Linked DNA regions of Homo sapiens: region 2 is linked to region 1. A link is a loop called in an ENCODE intact Hi-C map of the cell type or tissue named here. Cell type or tissue: B cell. All regions are shown on one strand. Each heading gives the region's core, and the rest is flanking DNA. Links, peaks and the distances in the headings are about the cores only.

Region 1 (2,904 bases), core at 143-2,642:
ATCATGGCCTCTCACATTTTAACTGGGCTGTAGAATATGTATTGAAGGATCATCTTTATAAAATGTTTATTTGTAGACTCTGAAAAGATAACACCAGAAAGGGGGAACAATGGTTACCACTAGAAAGAACGGAGCGGAGCAGCTGATCGTTGTATCTACCTTTTTTGTTTTTTTTTTTTTTTTGAGACGGGTCTAACTGTCGCCCAGGCTGGAGAGCCGTGGCGCGATCTCGGCTCACTGTTGCAACCTCCGCCTCCCGGGTTCAAGCGATTCTCCTGCCTCAGCCTCCCTAGTAGTGGGGATTACAGGCGCCCGCCACCACGCCCAGGTGATTTTTGTATTTTTAGTAGAGGTGGGGTTTTACCATGTTGGCCAGGCTGGTCTCGAACTCCTGACAGCAAATGATCCGCCCATCTCGGCCTCCCAAAATGCTGGGATTACAGGCGTGAGCCACCGCGTCCTGCCCACGTATCTACCTTTTTATCACATGAATGTTGTACCAAGTTCGCGTATTACATATTTGAAAATAAATTGCGAAAATAACAAAAACAAAATCCATCTACTGGCTAGCTCTTTAAAATCCTGCGGGGGAGCCCAGTGGCCCAACGGCGAAGTTTAGCCCATCTTGCCCTTTCTGGTCAGTGTACCTGTTCCATTTATCTCTGACTGCGCCACTCAGTCAGGTGAGGGACCACTGGAGTTTTCTACCGGAAATGCACTTCAGCAAATGCCACTTGCTCTCTCCAACTTCAGTTTCAACCAGCGCCTACCTCAGGAAGCCTTCCTTCATCCTCCGGCCCCCGCCGCCGCTAAGGTTATCCTTTTACATTCAACCTCATAATGCTGCTTTTTGTGGCAGTCATCACAGTGTCGAAATTTGTTTACATGTCCATCTTTGCTACTTGATGGAGGGCAAAGATACACCTCATACCTAGCATAGACCCCAGGAGGTCCGAAATTGTTCTGCGAAAGAAAAAAAAATCAATGTGCTGGCCTCAAAGGGGCTCACAGGAAGGGAAAAGCCTCGAAGACTAAGGCTCTCTTCGATTCCTTCGTGACTAACTCGAGGCAAACATGCCAGGAACGCGGCTCTCCCCACCCGCTCCTGCATCTGCGCCCGGGGATCGCCGGATTCCAGAGGGGTCCCCTCCACCTAGCGCGCGACGACTCCCTCTGGGGTCCCGGAAGCCCGGCCACCGACCCCACAGGCGGGCGTGGCCTCAGAGCCCTCTTCTGAGCACGGCGTGGGTATCCGCAGGCGGCCATGGACGGTGATCACAGTGACCAGAGGGACAGCGCACCCTCCGGTCGAAGCGGGGTAGGCGTTGGCAGGGGAGGGGCGACGAAGACTGGCGAGGTTCAGGCGCCAGCCAAAGAACCACTCTGCTAACTTCCTGGCACTTACGTTTCCTACCCGGGGCCCAGAGTCGGGCGGCGGTCTTCCAGCACCACGAACTCCAGTACTGGTCTGCGTTGTAGGGAGCTGGAAGCCCGACCCAGCACTCCTCAGCCCCCTGTGCCCCTCCCTCTGCTCTTTCCGCCCCTCCCTCCGCCCCCCTCCGCCCCCCCCTCCGCCTCTCCCTCAGCCCCGCAGCGCCACCGACCGCGTTCCCCGCCCACTTCTTACCCGCGCGCGTCGCCGCCGCCGCCTGAGGGGGCGTGGCCTCGGCTCGGCGCACAGTCAGCCACGGTCCCATCCTGCTCCGCGCCGGTCAACGAGAGCAAACCCAGTGACTCACCTCCGCCGTGCTAACTCCTCGCTAGCTCTCCCTCTCACACACGCTCACACCCGGCTCGAGATGGCGGCGGCGGCGGCGGCGGCGGGGGACTCGGACTCCTGGGGTGAGGAGAAGTTGCTGGGGCAGGGCCCGGGCCGGCGCCGGCCCCACGCAGTGGCAGGCACTAACACGGCTCGCTTTCTTCCGTAGACGCCGACGCTTTCTCCGTGGAAGACCCAGTGCGGAAGGTGGGGGGCGGCGGCACTGCCGGCGGGGACCGCTGGGAAGGCGAGGACGAGGACGAGGACGTCAAGGTGGGTGCGGGCTAGGGCGCCGGGCAGCGCGGAAGCGGGCTGGCGCTGTTGCCGGCCGACTCTGGGCCCCGGGTCGCTGCCGGGGCCTGCGGGCCGTGGGTCCAGGCGCGAGCATAGGGCCTGGCGGTGCTCTCTTCCCCTCCGCTTGCCGGCCATGTGTGGGCCGAAGACTGGCAGCGTGGCCTCCCGGACTCCCTCGCCGGTTGAGAGTCTGCTCTCCGGCGTGGATCCCACCCGCCGGCTGGCGACGAAAGGTGACAGCATCGGCCGGGTCGGCCCACGTGCAAGCTTCGCGGTCCGGAGCCTCTCGCAGGAATGAGACCGGGAAGTTGGGAATTGAGCCTTGTAGCTTATCCATATGGAAAGCCTTGAGACTCGCCTGTCTTTTCGAGCTCAAGTCAGCCCAGGGCCAGTAACTCATTTATGACCCTGAGGTCTACTTATACAGTTTGTTCGAGGGATTAGATGAGTGAAATATTGTAGTTGAATTTCAACCTTTTTTTCCCACACGAGACAGCTAGAAACAGTAAAGGGAAATAACTTTTGGCTCTCCCTTCCCCCACCCTGTGGTAAAAAGAATGAACTGACCACTGAGATAGCCCGCAGTTAGTGGACAGAAACCCAGGTAGTTCACACCGTGACCTGAGAAATGGAGAGACGACAGTTACTCAACTACACACATACGACACCTAAGGAAATATTGAAGATTTGGTGGTGGTTGTAGATGACGGGCCCGTGGTTTTTTGTTGTTGTTGTTGTTTTGTCTGTGCCTTGTAGATAATCATTTTTACCTCAGTCGTTTGATTTTGAAAACTCCGAAGGGTTCATTATACAGCTGTAAGTGACATTTACTTCTACATGGTTTTTTTTTT
Region 2 (2,904 bases), core at 127-2,626, 1.0 Mb before region 1:
TAATTCTCAATTACTCAGTATAGTAGTCACCTTTCCTTAATTATCTCTCCTCCTTTTCCACTGCTCCTAACTGCCAAATCTTTGATCACTTCCTGATCACTGATACTTATAGATGCTGCTAGGAAGTTGGAGAAAATAAGGCTAATATGACTAAAGCTCCATTAGCCTAGGAATATATACAGCAATTTTATATTAATATATGTGAGGCTGACATCTTCCTGATGTGACTGGCTTCCTGTAAAGCAGGCTACTCACTCTTTTGAGAATGTTTCTGTTTAGAATTACTCATGTCATGGCTTCCTCCATTTATCCCTAATGATGAAAATCGGCAGTTTTACCACTTAGTACTCCTAGGAGCTTTGGTGAAAGGCCAGATACAGGGATGACAGAGGATGAAATTAATGACTGAACAGAAGTTTGGGGATTATCTGCTGATGTTAATAATTCACACTGAATGCTCTAACCTTGTCCTTTTGGCTACAGAGACTTGAGAGTAGGCTGCTTTCTGGAATAATGTAAGAAATGAAAAGAAGTTAAACCAAAGTACTTAGCCATTCTTCAGATTAAGATGCAGCGATACTTGGGAAGACACTTACAGAGAGAACATAGTTATTCTCAGGCACTTCTTAGAAATGAGCATTGATATATAAACACCTACTAGGCCCTTTCCATCAAAGAGTTTGTCTGTGGTGTCCTCAAGGAGCTTAGGGCCATGTACCCTAGATCAGAGCTTACTTTGGCATACTGCATATTTTTAGGTTTGGACATTTTTATCATGGTCTGTCTATGTCACAGGAGAATAGTAGAGAATTTCCTGGAAAAACCCACACAGCTCAAGACAGCCACAGCCCCACCCCTGCTGGCTCCTCTTTCAGCTGTCCCCACAAACAACAGTCAGCCCAGAGCAGCTGCAGACACTGCCCCTCCCTCCAGCCTTCTGTTAGTGAGGACGCAAAGGGGACCAGGCAGCTGGGATGAGCTCAAGGGGATATGCTAGTGCCTTATGGCTTGACTACCCCACAGGCTGGGCCACCATTCCTATCACCTATCCTCAAGCCCTGGGCCAAAATGCTGAGAAAGCAGACAAAAATGTATCCTACAGTGACAAGGAGAGTGCACTTATTCCTAGGCACTGCCCCCTCCACATTGACATACCCACACACAGAAAAGAAGGGACCCTCTGATAAAGAGTCAGTGGCCCAGCTCCTTCTAGTGGTCAAGTCTGGTAAAAGCTTTCAAAGGTGATTTTTGCACCAGGTAGTCTCTCCAGTGGTGACTTTCTAACCCCTACAAAAAATCTGGATCTTCCGAGCATTCTAATACAAATTCAGAAACAATTAGGACAGTGGAAAACTGAGTTTCAATAACTCTCTGATTCTTTTACTATTGGATACCTATAGGAAATAGAAGGGGGCTTATAATTCATAACTAATATTCTAAGACTCTAAAAAACACAGGGCCGGGCATGGTGGCTTATGCCTGTAATCCCAGCACTTTGGGAGGCCGAGGTGGGTGGATCACTTGAGGTTAGGAGTTTGAGACCAGCCTGGACAACATGTTGAAACCCTCTTCTACTAAAAATACAAAAATTAGCCGAGGGTGGTGGTGCACACCTGTAATCCCAGCTACTCGGGAGGCAGGAGAATTGCTTGAACCCAGGAGACAGAGGTTGCAGTGAGCTGAGATCATGACATTGCAGTCCAGCCTGGGCGACAGAGCTAGACTCCATCTCAATAAATAAATAAATAAAAATACAGGCTGAGGGACCAGTCTGGAGGCCTTCGGTCTGACTCTCCATTTCCACTGACGGACTTAGGAAGTGATAGCTCTATTACTTCTACCAATACAACAGTTACCCTGAATTAATACAGCAGCTCATTAACCCCTGGAACCGGGGTCTGCATTGCTGTCTGAAATGGGAAAGCAAGGACATGAATAGGACTTCAAATCTCATACTGCAGGCATCTTTAGTTCTGGGTTTACCTGGGAGCTAAGAGTACTCCAGAGTTGATCTGGTCTGAGATCCTGATTTATGATTTCCTTGATCACCTAGATGACCTCTCAGAAATCTTCCACAAAAGGGAGAAAGACTTCCAGTGGCATTTGTACATTGCAGATTTGGAAGTCTAGGAATGAAGAAGCTTTTTTTTCATCTTTTATACAATTCAAACCTCACAGCATTATCGGAGGATGGTACTAATATTATACTCATTTCATAGTTTATGAAGTAGGCTCTGAGAGAGGTTAAGTCTCTTGTTTAGCAGCATGATTAGTAAAATGGTGGATCAAGTCTCAAATCCAGGGTTTCATATCTTACTTTGTAGCTCAGCTCAAGCCTCTCTTTCTTCTTTGGCATCTCACCATTTCATTGCAGCAGAGCCTAGGAATACAGCAGGTGGAGAGTTGGTTGTGGTGGGTAGCTGTTCAGAGGGTGAAGGCTGAAGGAAAACTCCACTGTGAGTTGGCACCATGCCCAGGGTGTGGCCCTTGGGGGTGGCAGCTGAGAATATGGGTGGGCTCTGTATTGGTCTGGGAAATGTTATTTTGTTCGTAAACTAAATGTCTACTTAAGTTTCCCTCCTAACACACTCCAGAAAGCCCTAGAAAGCAGGGAGGAGATAGAAGGCTTGAGGTGGGAGGAAATAAGAACGATGAAGTTGCAGAAGAGGGGTATTTCCCTTTTGTGATGCTCAGAACTCAGCCTGGTTTTCCCTGTGTATCTCTGCAGATGGCCGCTTCTACCCAAACGGGGTTGTTGCCATTGTCGCAGATTTGCATCCCCGGATCTAAGCAAGGATTGCTCCCCTTTTGTCCCCTCAACCCCCAAGAGTACTAGTGACTCAGCTCCTCCTCTCCTCTGGCTGCAATTAAGGGGGGATGGGGGATGCTGAGAGCACAGACTAT

The links. A loop is a pair of places that touch in the nucleus more often than their neighbours do. Peaks named below come from ENCODE experiments on the same cell type or tissue, not always from the same donor. Only the 100,000 strongest peaks of a DNase experiment are listed, where the experiment ranks them.
Region 2: a loop joins it to region 1, with 11 times the contacts of the local background. A loop is called at or near these places in 2 of 110 quality-filtered maps.

The regions. Positions count from the first base shown.
Region 1 is chr15:44,535,396-44,538,299 of GRCh38, forward strand. EIF3J (eukaryotic translation initiation factor 3 subunit J) reads left to right here and starts at 1,752. Exons shown (of 8, transcript NM_003758.4): 1 at 1,752-1,842; 2 at 1,929-2,032. The coding sequence starts at 1,800. It overlaps EIF3J-DT (EIF3J divergent transcript), which reads right to left and starts at 1,528. Exons shown (of 2, transcript NR_034170.1): 1 at 648-1,528; 2 at 1-79. RefSeq lists enhancers at 420-1,207, 895-1,344 and silencers at 1,515-1,684, 1,875-2,184, 2,205-2,254. In B cell, for the core only: a CTCF peak has its summit at 1,298; a DNase peak (open chromatin) is centred at 1,676; H3K4me3 peaks cover 2,035 bases; H3K27ac peaks cover 1,960 bases.
Region 2 is chr15:43,513,477-43,516,380 of GRCh38, forward strand. It overlaps a transcript of MAP1A not described here. Among named protein-coding and RNA genes, the nearest start is that of MAP1A, 2.7 kb to the right of the region's middle. In B cell, for the core only: a CTCF peak has its summit at 1,205 (motif pointing left); a DNase peak (open chromatin) is centred at 1,195; H3K27me3 peaks cover 947 bases.